2 separate regions of the Homo sapiens genome follow, and region 1 is linked to region 2. The links are chromatin loops, found by intact Hi-C in ENCODE. Cell type or tissue: Calu3. All regions are shown on one strand. Links, peaks and the distances in the headings refer to the core of each region. The heading gives the core; the rest is flanking DNA. Region 1 has its middle 90 kb from the start of CLINT1. Region 2 has its middle 29 kb from the start of CLINT1.

The links. Hi-C counts contacts between places; a loop is a spot of excess contacts. Peaks named below come from ENCODE experiments on the same cell type or tissue, not always from the same donor. Only the 100,000 strongest peaks of a DNase experiment are listed, where the experiment ranks them.
Region 1: it touches region 2 in a loop (3-fold over the local background); 2 of 110 quality-filtered maps call a loop at or near these places.

The regions. Positions count from the first base shown.
Region 1 is chr5:157,945,971-157,951,348 of GRCh38, reverse strand. No RefSeq gene overlaps it. Among named protein-coding and RNA genes, the nearest start is that of CLINT1, 90 kb to the right of the region's middle. RefSeq lists enhancers at 2,254-2,548, 5,165-5,378. In Calu3, for the core only: a CTCF peak has its summit at 2,385 (motif pointing right); a DNase peak (open chromatin) is centred at 2,378.
Region 2 is chr5:157,885,050-157,890,427 of GRCh38, reverse strand. No RefSeq gene overlaps it. Among named protein-coding and RNA genes, the nearest start is that of CLINT1, 29 kb to the right of the region's middle. In Calu3, for the core only: no CTCF peak of the experiment used is centred there; DNase peaks (open chromatin) are centred at 1,117, 1,418 and 2,737.

The sequences.
Region 1 (5,378 bases), core at 237-5,236, 61 kb before region 2:
GCTAGGATTACAGGCGTGAGCCACAGCACCTCGCCTTGCTGTAAAATTCTTTCAAATGTTCTGTATGTTTGAAAATTGTCCTAAAATGTGAGGGGGGGAAAGTGTTTTTTTAAGGTAGAAAATAGGGAAATCTTTAAAAGCTCAAAGAAAATAAGACTCTCCCAAAACCTAACAAAAACTGCCCAATAATAAAAACTTAACATTTTAATGACTTGCTTTCATCCCTTTTTCTATATTTATGAATGTGGAGGGAAGTTTTTTTTTTTTTTATTTGAGACAGAGTCTTACTCTGTAGCCCAGGCTGGAGTGCAGTGATGTGATCTCAGCCCACTGCAAGCTACGCCTCCCGGGTTCACGCCATTCTCCTGCCTCAGCCTCCCAAGTAGCTGGGACTACAGGTTCTTGCCACCATGCCCGGCTAATTTTTTGTATTTTTAGTAGAGAGGGTTTTCACCGTGTTAGCCTGGTTGGTTTCAATCTCCTGACCTCATGATCCTCCCACCTCGGCCTCCCAAAGTGCTGGAATTACAGGCATGAGCCACCGCGCCCGGCCTTGTTTTATTTTTTGAGATGGAGATGGAGTCTCACTCTGGTAACCAGAATGGAGTACAGTGGCAAAATCTCGGCTCACTTCAACCTCTACCTCCCAGGTTCAAGTGATCCTCCTGCTCAGCCTCCCGAGTAGCTGGGCTTACAGGTGCCCACCACCTGCCCAGCTAATCTTTGTATTTTTAATAGAGACCAGGTTTTGCCATGTTGGCCAGGCTGGTCTCAAACTCCTGACCTCAAGTATCTGTCCGCCTTGGCCCCCCCAAAGTGATGGGATTACAGCCACCGTGCCCAGCCAAATTTGAGTGTTTTATAAAATTAGTATCAAACAGATCAATATCACCATTTTATGAAGTGGCATTTTAACCACGGCATTTTCCCAATTCATTAAATATTCTTCAAGTATATTGTGCTATAATTTACTTCAATATATTTTGGCTATTTTAGGATTTTTCTACACTGTAAATAACACTTTGATGACCGTCCATGCACAGATAAATATGCATTTTACCTAAGGACATGAAGCTACCTAATGCCTTTACCAAAAGAAAATACTTTTCACGACAGTATCGCATTGGCCGGGCATGGTGGCTCACACCTGTAATGCCAGCACTTTGGTTTGAGGGTTTAACAAGACAGCACATGGGAAGAGCCTAGCACCGTATCTGGCACATAGCTAACTCTCAATACCTGGTAGCTACCATTGTTTCACCCAGCCAAGGTACTTGTGCACTGTGACAGCTAGTTGAGGATATCTCTGGCAAAGGAACTATTCAGGGAGACACAGCAAGAACCATCGACATAAGAAGAACTATGTCTAATTTGACATAATATCACCACTACTTACACAGTTTCAGTCATGTAAGAGGTGCTCAATAAAAGTAAGCTGAATAAATGAGTGAAGGAATGAATATATAAATGAGAGAGTGGCCACCTGGCTTTAATTCATTTAGGCATGAAGCCAGCCTCAACCTCCCTTGTAAGTTTTTCTTGCCTCTGTCCCTCTAGAAGCAGCTGAACACATCTCTCCTTGGTTAGCAGAAATTGTATGATACATCTCAACTGGGAACCAGGAGTTCAAAGTCCAGCTCTATCTCTAAATAGCTGTGTGTCTTTGGACCAAACATTGATAACACCATCCCCATTAGTTAATTAGACTATTAAAATAGTTTCTGAGGAAGAAAAGGGACAGAGCGTGTCATTATGGCCCTTGTTCAGATGAGGAAACTGAGGCCCAGGGAAGTGAAATAATTTGTTCAAATTCCCTCCTCTAGACCAAACACGGTGGCTCACGCCTGTAATCCCAGCATTTTGGGAGATCGAGGAGAGGGGACTGCTTGAGCTCGCAAGTTCGAGACCAGCCAGGGCAACAAGGCAAGCATCCCCCCCGACTCCTATCTCCCTCACCCCCATCTCTACCCAAAAAAATTAAAAATTAGCAGAGCAGGGTGGCAGGCGCCTGTGTAGTCCCAGCTACTCGGAAAGCTGAGGTGGGAGGATCGCTTGGAGCCCAGGATTTGGAGGCTGCAGTGAGCTGTGATCACACCACTGCTCTCGTGACAGAGCAACACCCTGTATCAAAACAAAACAAACCAAAATAAAACAAAACAAATTCTCTCCTCCAGACCAGGAGGCAGTCAGGTAGATTTCCCCCACATGTCATCCAGCTTTAAGGATCTTATTGCAAGATTTCTTCCAATCACTTCCAGGTTGCAAACGGGTTTCCCCATAGCAGCATTTTTCACACTACTTTCTTCTGGGCTCGCTCTCCTCCCTGCTCGCTTCCCCAAAGCCCGCTCAGCTAGACTGAGCTAGGGATTTTTGACAGCAGAGGGGGCTGCTGAGACACACTGAGTTTTCTCCAAATAAGGAAGAGCATTGTGCCTGCGGGCTGAGAGGCAGTTTGATGATCATTCCATGGTGAGTTCTGCAAAGACTCTTAGGTCGCAGTAGTACAAAATATAATCCAGGAGGAACATGTGCTCGAGTCCTAGCTCTGCCAATAATAACATGTCACCCCAGGAAAGTCCCATCCTTGAAATGTAAAAATGTTTTAGCTCAGGAGTTCTCAAACCTGGCCGCACATCAGAAACCCCTGGGCTACTTACTAAAAATACAAAATCCGGGGCCTCCGTCCCAGATCTATTAAACTAGAATCCCCAGGGTGGGAACCTGGAAATCTGTAATTTTATAATTTAAGATCGCAGAAGTTTCTAATGAACAGATATGTTTGGGAAACACTTAACTAGATAAACTCAAAGGTTCTTTTTCTCTCTTTTTTTTTTTTTTTTTTTTTTGGGACGGAGTCTCACTCTGTCGCCCAGGCTGGAGTGCAGTGGTGCAACCTCCGCTCACTGCAATCTCCCCCTTCCGGGTTCAAGCGATTCTCCTGCCTCAGTCTCCCAAGTAGCTGGGATTACAGACGTGCACCACCACACCTGGCTAATTTTTTTATTTTTAATAGAGACGGGATTTCGCCAGGTTGGCCACGCTGACCTCAAGTGATCCGCCTGCCTCGGCCTCCCAAAGTGCTGGGATTACAGGCATGAGCCACCCGTGCCCGGCAAAAGGTTCTTTTTTTTTTTTTTCATTCTAAGATTGAAAACTCAAACTCTGTAGACCTCTCTCCCATTCCCATAAAATACTACTGCTTTTGTTTCTGGTTTGTTGGTAGTGACTGCCTGGGGAACTGTCTTAAGTAGGATTTGAAGGCAGTGCTGTCCTGTAGAAATACAACTTGAGCCACGAATGCAAGCCACATATAGAATTTTACATTTTCTAGTAATCACTTTTTTGAAAGTGAAATAAATATATAAAATTAATCTTAATAACATTTGGTTTAACCCAGTATATCCAAACTATTATCATTTCAAGTTGTAATCAATACAAAAAATTATTAATGAGATATTTTACATTCTTTTCTTGTGTGCCAGGTCTTCATAATCTGGTATGTATTTTACCTGTGTAGCATACCTGAATTTGGACTAACCACATTTCAAATGCTCAGTAGCTACATGTGACCTGTGGTTACCATATTAGCACTGTTAAGCAATATTGATAGGACAGGGCAATCATCAATTAGCAGTGGCCATGATAAGCAGAGAATTGGAGTGAAGGTACTTGTGCCATATAGTTGTCATCAGCAATGCCAAATAACCTAATTTCTAGTTCTCTACAGATCAGGCAAAAAGAAAAAACTCAGAGGTAACTCAGCCTCGGACTCGTTATACATTGGGGGTGGGGCAGGGGGAACACAGGAAATTCACACAAGGAGTATTAGGAACACCGCAACTGAATATGACATACTTAAAATAAGTAAAACCAAGATTTAGCCAGAACTAGCAGTAGTAGGCTCAAGCATGGCACTTGAGAATATATATTGTATTCATTCTACGAAAATAATCTTCCTGGCCAGCCGTGGTGACTCATGCCTATAATCCCGGAACTTTGGGAAGCCGAGGTGGGAGGATCACTCGAGACCAGGAGTCTGAGAACGGCCTGGGTGACATGGAGAAACCCTCTCTCTACAAAAAATACAAAAATTAGCCAGGCATGGTGGTACATGCTCTAGTCCCAACTACTAAGAAGGCTGAGGTAGGAGGATTGCCCTCAGGTTGATCCAAAGCCCAGCAGTCTGAGGCTGCAGTGAGCCGTGATCATCATGCCACTGCACTCCAGCCTGGGAGACAGAGTGAGATCCTATCTCAGACAAAAAAAGGAAGGAGGTTGGTGTGTGGTGGCTCACGCCTGTAATCCCAGAAATTTGGGAGGCCGAGGCAGGGGGATCACCTGAGGTCACGAGTTCAAGACCAGCCTGGCCAACATAGTGAAACCCCGTCTCTACTAAAAATACAAAAATTAGACGGGCATAGTCGCGCATGCCTGTAATCCCAGCTACTCAGGAGGCTGAGGCAGGAGAATCGCTTGAACCCAGGAGACAGAGGTTGCACTGAGTCGAGATGGTGCCACTAAACTCCAGCCTGGGTGAAAGAGTAACACTCCGTCTCAAAAAAAAAAGGAGAAAAAAAAAAGAAAATAGATGGGCACAGTGGCTCACACCTGTGATCTCAACACTTTCAAAGGCTGAAGCGGACAAATCACTTAAGGTCAAGAATTCAAGATCAGCCTGGCCAACATGGCAAAACACAGTCTCTAAAAAGAAAATAGGCCAGACACGGTGGCTCACGCCTGTAATCCCAGTACTTTGGGAGGCCAAGGAGGGTGGATCACCTGTCAGGAGTTCGAGACCAGCCTGGCCAACATGATGAAACCTGTCTCTACTAAAAATACAAAAATTACCTGGGTGTGATGGCGGGTACCTGTAATCCCAGCTACTAGGAAGGCTGAGGCAGGAGAATCGCTTCAACCTGGGAGGCGGAGGTTGTAGTGAGCCAAGATCGCGTCATTGCACTCCAGTCTGGGCGACAAGAGCGAGACTCCATCTCAAAAAATAATTAAGGCTGGACGCAGCGGCTCACACCTGTAATCCCAGCACTTTGAGAGGCTGAGGCGGGTGGATCACGAGGTCAGGAGTTCAAGACCCACCTGGCCAACATAGTGAAACCCCGTCTCTACTAAAAATACAAAAATTAGGTGGGTGTGGTGGCCTGCACCTGTAGTCTCAGCTACTCGGGAGGCTGAGGCAGGAGAATCACTTGAACCCGGGAGGTAGAGGTTGCAGTGAGCCAAGACCATGCCACTGCACTCCAGACTGGGTGACAGAGCAAGACTCTGTCTAAAAAATAAATAAATAAAATAAAAAAATAAAAATGAATTAATTAAAATTAAATTAATTAAATAAAAAATATATAAATTAGGTGTGCTAGCAC
Region 2 (5,378 bases), core at 252-5,251:
TCATATTCTTTTATTTATTTATTTATTTATTTATTTATTTTATTTTATTTTATTTTATTTATTTTTTTTTTTTGAGACGGAGTTTCACTCTTGTTGCCTAGGCTGAAGTGCAATGGCGTGATCGCGGCTCACTGCAACCTCCGCCTCCCAGGTTCAAGTGATTCTCCTGCCTCAGCCTCCTGAGTAGCTGGGATTAGAGGCATGCACCACCCACGCCCAGCTAATTTTATATTTTTAGTAGAGACAGGGTTTCTTCATGTTGGTCAGGCTAGTCTCGAACTCCCGACCTCAAGTGATTCACCCGCCTTGGCCTCCAGAAGTGCTGAGATTGCAGGCATGATCCACTGCACCCAGCAATCCTCATATTCTTATATGAGAGCACTGCCTTCCTCTCTGCAAAATTCCACCCTTCTTCACAAGGGATTTTCTTGCCCCATGCCAGCCCTCTTCCTCCACCAGGTGAAATGTGTTCCCCACAGGGGAAAAATATCCAAGTGTGAGTTAGTCTAGAATAACACTGAGAAAATTGGCAGGGGGAATTGTTGGTACTCCAGGTGTCTGGTCCTCTTTGGTGTCTCTCTAACATGGTAGGTGACAGTTAAAGATCTTTATTCTATCATGGCCTGTCAATACTTGTTGAGTCATATTTGCATCTCCCAAATATTAACATTAATTGTCAGAGGCAGTTTCGTCTTAACCAACCCACAAGGATGTCAAGAAAGGTCTTTAAATACTTCATAATTTGCCAACGTATCTTCTTCAACAATGGAGTAGGTGCTATGGACTACTATGGTTAGTTTATTTGATTCACTGTCCTCTTCCCCTCAAATTAGGATTCCCTTGGGCAGACCATCTTCCTCCCCATGACTGCCTGGGACAGGAGGAGAGGTGGTCTTCCAGCTCCACCACAATGTGAATAAGGTCATCTGAGATTTTGGGTTTTTTTAACATACTTCCTCTACACTGTAACTGACCAATAAAAGAAAGACTATGGTTAATATTCTTCCTGGTCACATTCTATCCCAGCACCAAAACTATTTATAGAGAATTCCCTGAGGGCCTGGTTGTTATTAAACCCTGTATAAATACTTTCTTTGAGCCAAGTATCAGGCTCTGGTCCTTACCCAGGTAAGAGGTGAAAAATCTCATGTTAATGTTTTATTGTGGTAAACATTACCTGGGGCTAGCCCCAATGGAAGGAATCAATCCGGCATTATAAACAATTCAAAGGCAATTTTTAGAATGAAAGCAAGCAATTCTCTATGAATCCTTTACAATGCCCAGAATAACAAGTTAAGTGTTCCAAACCACTTTTACACCTACTACATTGCTTCAATCTCACAATAACCCAGAAAGGTCATTAGACTTCACATCATTACCTACATTAAATAGACCAGGAAATTGAGACTGGGAGAGTTTCAGTGATTACACAAGGTTACCCAGCTAATTAATCACACAGCAAAGCTTGCTTTTGACATCCTAGTCCAACTCTTGCCAAAGCATTGATGTTTGCCTTCTTTATATCTATAAAGCATTTTACAATTATTCCCTCTAATGCATAGTTCCATTGACAACTTTTTAAATTCCTTTAATCCCCACAACCACCCTATGGGCAAGTTTTCGGTTTTTTTTTGTTTTTTTTTTTTTGAGAGGGAGTCTCACGCTTGTTGCCCAGGCTGGAGTGCAATGGCACGATCTCGGCTCACTGCAACCTCTGCCTCCCGGGTTCAAGCGATTCTCCTGTCTCAGCCTCCCAAGTAGCTGAGATTACAGGTGCATGCCACCATGCCCGGCTAATTTTAGTATTTTTAGTAGAGATGGGTTTTATCAGATTGGTCAGGCTGGTCTTGAACTCCTGACCTCAGGTGATCCTCCCACCTCGGCCTCCCAAAGTGCTGGGATTACAGGTGTGAGCCACTGTGCCCAGCCAAGTATTCTTATTATCCCCATGTTATAAATTAGGAAAGTTTACAAAGTTATTTACCCACACACCCTTATCTAATCACACTTGGAGTGCCCTTCTGGCCCCTTAGGGTGTTCATTGTTGTGTTAATCAAGATCACAAATTTGAGATCCTGGAATGATCTCTGAAACAGACGTGCTCAAAGGGAAAGGAGCAAAGGTTCTTGATATAAACCAGGAGCCAGTAAAAATTCTGATCATTATTAACATTAGGAATAACTCCTGAGAGTTATCATCAATTAATTTTTAACCAAGTACCAAAATAATTCATTGGAAAAAGAATAGTCTATTCAACAAATGGTGCAGGAACAACTGGTTACCTACATGCAAAAGAATGGAGTTGGGTCCCTACTTCATAGCATATACAAATATTAGTTCAAAATGGATCAAAGAACTGAATGTAAGAACTAAAACTACAAAACTCTTAAAAGAAAAGTAGGGCTGGGTGCAGAGGTTCACGCCTATAATCCTAGTGTGTCCAGAATTGGTGGGTTCTTGGTTTCACTGACTTCGAGAATGAAGCTGCGGGCTCTCACGGTGAGTGTTACAGCTCTTAAGGCAGCACGTCTAGAGTTGTTCGTTCCTCCCGTCCAGAGTTGTTCATTCCTCCCAGTGGGTTCATGGTCTCGCTGGCTTCAGGAGTGAAGCTGTAGACCTTCGTGGTGAGTGTTACAGCTCACAAAGGCAGCACAAACCCAAAAACTGAGCAGCAGCAAGATTTATTGCAAAGAGTGAAAGAACAAAGCTTCCACAGTGTGGAAGGGGACCCTGGCAGGTTGCCACTGCTGGCTTAGGCAGCCTGCTTTTATTCCCTTATCTGGCCCCACCCACATCCTGCTGATTGGTCCATTTTACAGAGAGCTGATTGGTCTGTTTTACAGAGAGCTGATAGGTCAGTTTTACAGAGAGCTGATTGGTCCATTTTGACAGGGTGCTGATTGGTGCATTTACAATCCCTGAGCTAGACACAGAGTGCTGATTGGTGCATTTACAATCCTCTAGCTAGACATAAAAGTTCTCCAAGTCCCCAGTAGATTAGCTAGACATAGAGCACTGATTGGTGCATTTACAAACCTTGAGCTAGACACAGAGTGCTGACTGGTGCATTTACAATTCTCCAGCTAGACATAAATGTTCTCCAAGACCCCACCCAACTCAGGAGCCCAGCTGGCTTCACCTAGTGGATCCCGCGCTGGGGCCACGGGTGGAGCTGCCTGCCAGTCCCGTGCCATGCACCTGCATTCCTCAGCCCTTGGGTTGTCGATGGTACCAGGCGCCATGGAGCAGGGGGCAGTGCCCATCAGGGAGGCTCGGGCCGCACAGGAGCCCACCACAGTGGGGCTCGGGCATGGCGGGCTGCAGGTCCCAAGCCCTGCCCCACGGGGAGGCGGCTGAGGCCCAGCAAGAATTCGAGTGTGGCACAGGTGGGCCGGCAGTGCTGGGGGAACCCGGTGCCCCCTCCGCAGCTGCTGGCCTGGGTGCTAAGCCCCTCACTGCCCAGGGCTGGCTGACCGCTCTGAGTACGGGGCCTGCCAAGCCCACACCCACCTGGAACTTTCACTGGCCCGCAAGCACCACGCGCAGCCCCAGTTCCCGCCCGCGCCTCTCCCTCCACACCTTCCCGCAAGCAGAGGGGGCCGGCTCCAGCCTCGGCCAGCCCAGAGAGGGGCTCCCACAGTGCAGTGGTGGGCTGAAGGGCTCCTCGAGCATGGCTGCCAAGGCCGAGGAGGTGCTGAGAGTGAGTGAGGGCTGCTAACACGTTGTCACCTCTCAATCCCCCCCTGTAAACAGGACAACCCAACTGCTGTTGGGAATTTGGCCAATGACCGCTCTAGCTACTTCCTGCTGGATAGGGGCAAAGAAGGGGCCCTGCAGTTGTAGTGTCCTCCAGAGGGGAACTCTTTAGGCCAGTGGAAGGGCCAGCGGAACAGTCCAGGGGTCCTCGGTAGAAGTCATTAGTTGAACTCATTTGAGTTCCATTGGTAAGACCATCTGTAGCTTGATGGCCTCAATTCTAGAGGAAACAAATTTAACAAGGATGTTAAAAATACAGGGTCCAAAGGCGAGTAACAGCAAGATGGCTGCCATGGGACCTAGAAAGGGGAGAAGCCATGTTGCCCAACTCCAGAGGTTGGTGTAAGAATTTGAAAGGTGTTGTCTCATTTCAGAAGCCTTTTCCTGTAAACGCTGGGTGGCATCTTGCATTATCCCTGACTGGTTAGTGTAAAAACAACACTCTTCCCCTAAGAAGGTGCAGAGTCCTCCTTTCTCAGCAGTGAGGAGGTCTAGGCCTTGGCAGTTTTGGAGAGTCACTGCTGCCAAAGAGTCTATTTGGGATTGTAGAGTAAGGATAGATTTTGTTACTTCTTGCAAACTGTCTGAAAAATCATTTGAGAGTGTGTGGTAGTAGGATAATGAAGTAGATAAACTGGCTATTCTGGCTCCTGTAACAGTAGCCATTCCTAACTCTATAAGTAGGGGTATTAGTTGTATGGCTCTGTGCTGACGGACTCGAGCTTTGAGGGGTACTGATAAGGTCTGATTTCCTGGGTCAATGTTAATGTTGGGACTTAGAAATACTAAGGTACAGGTGCCTGTCCAGTTAGTGGGGAGGCAGATATAGGTCGATGTTCCACATAAGAAGGATATGCCTTGGCTGAGTAGACAGAAATTTACCCTGGCTTTTAAAGGAATAGGGTACACTGTTTTTTTCTTTACTACTTCCATCTCTCTTTCATTCTCTTTGATTTCTTCTTTGTCTCTTCCTCTCTTTCTGACTCTCTCTTTGACTTTCTGTGTCTGTCTCTCTCTATGACTCCATCTTTGTCTCTCTCTTTCTGATTCCCTCTTTGTCTGTCTCTTCCTCTCTTTCTCCTTCTTTCTTTGACTTTTGGTCTCTCTGTTTCTGTCTCTCTGTCTCTTCCTCTCTGTCTCCTTCTTTGACTTCCTGTCTCTTTCTCTCTTTCCTTTCTGCTGCCTCTGCCAGCTGCTTATGCTGCTGTTCTCCCATCTCCTTCCCACTTTGATGGCTTTGGCAGTGTAAGACTGCCACCTCCTTGGGTTTTTGCATTGCATGCAATAACTCCATAATTTCCTTGTGGTATTTAATGGGGGTTCCCCCAGAGATTAGGAACTCCCTTTCTTTCCATATTGCAGCAAGAGCATGTAGAATTAGATAAGCATACTTGCTATCTGTATTTGCATTTATTCTTTTTCCCTTTCCCAGTTCAAAGGCTCGGGTAAGTGCCACTAGTTCTGCTAACTGAGCACTGGTCCCTGGGAGAAGAGGCTTACTTTCAAGTACAGTTACATCACTAACTATGGCATAACCTGCCCTTTGTATCCCATTCTCCACAAATGAGATTTCACTGGTATATAGGTTAAGGTCAGGATTAGCTAAGGGGAGTTCTAAGACA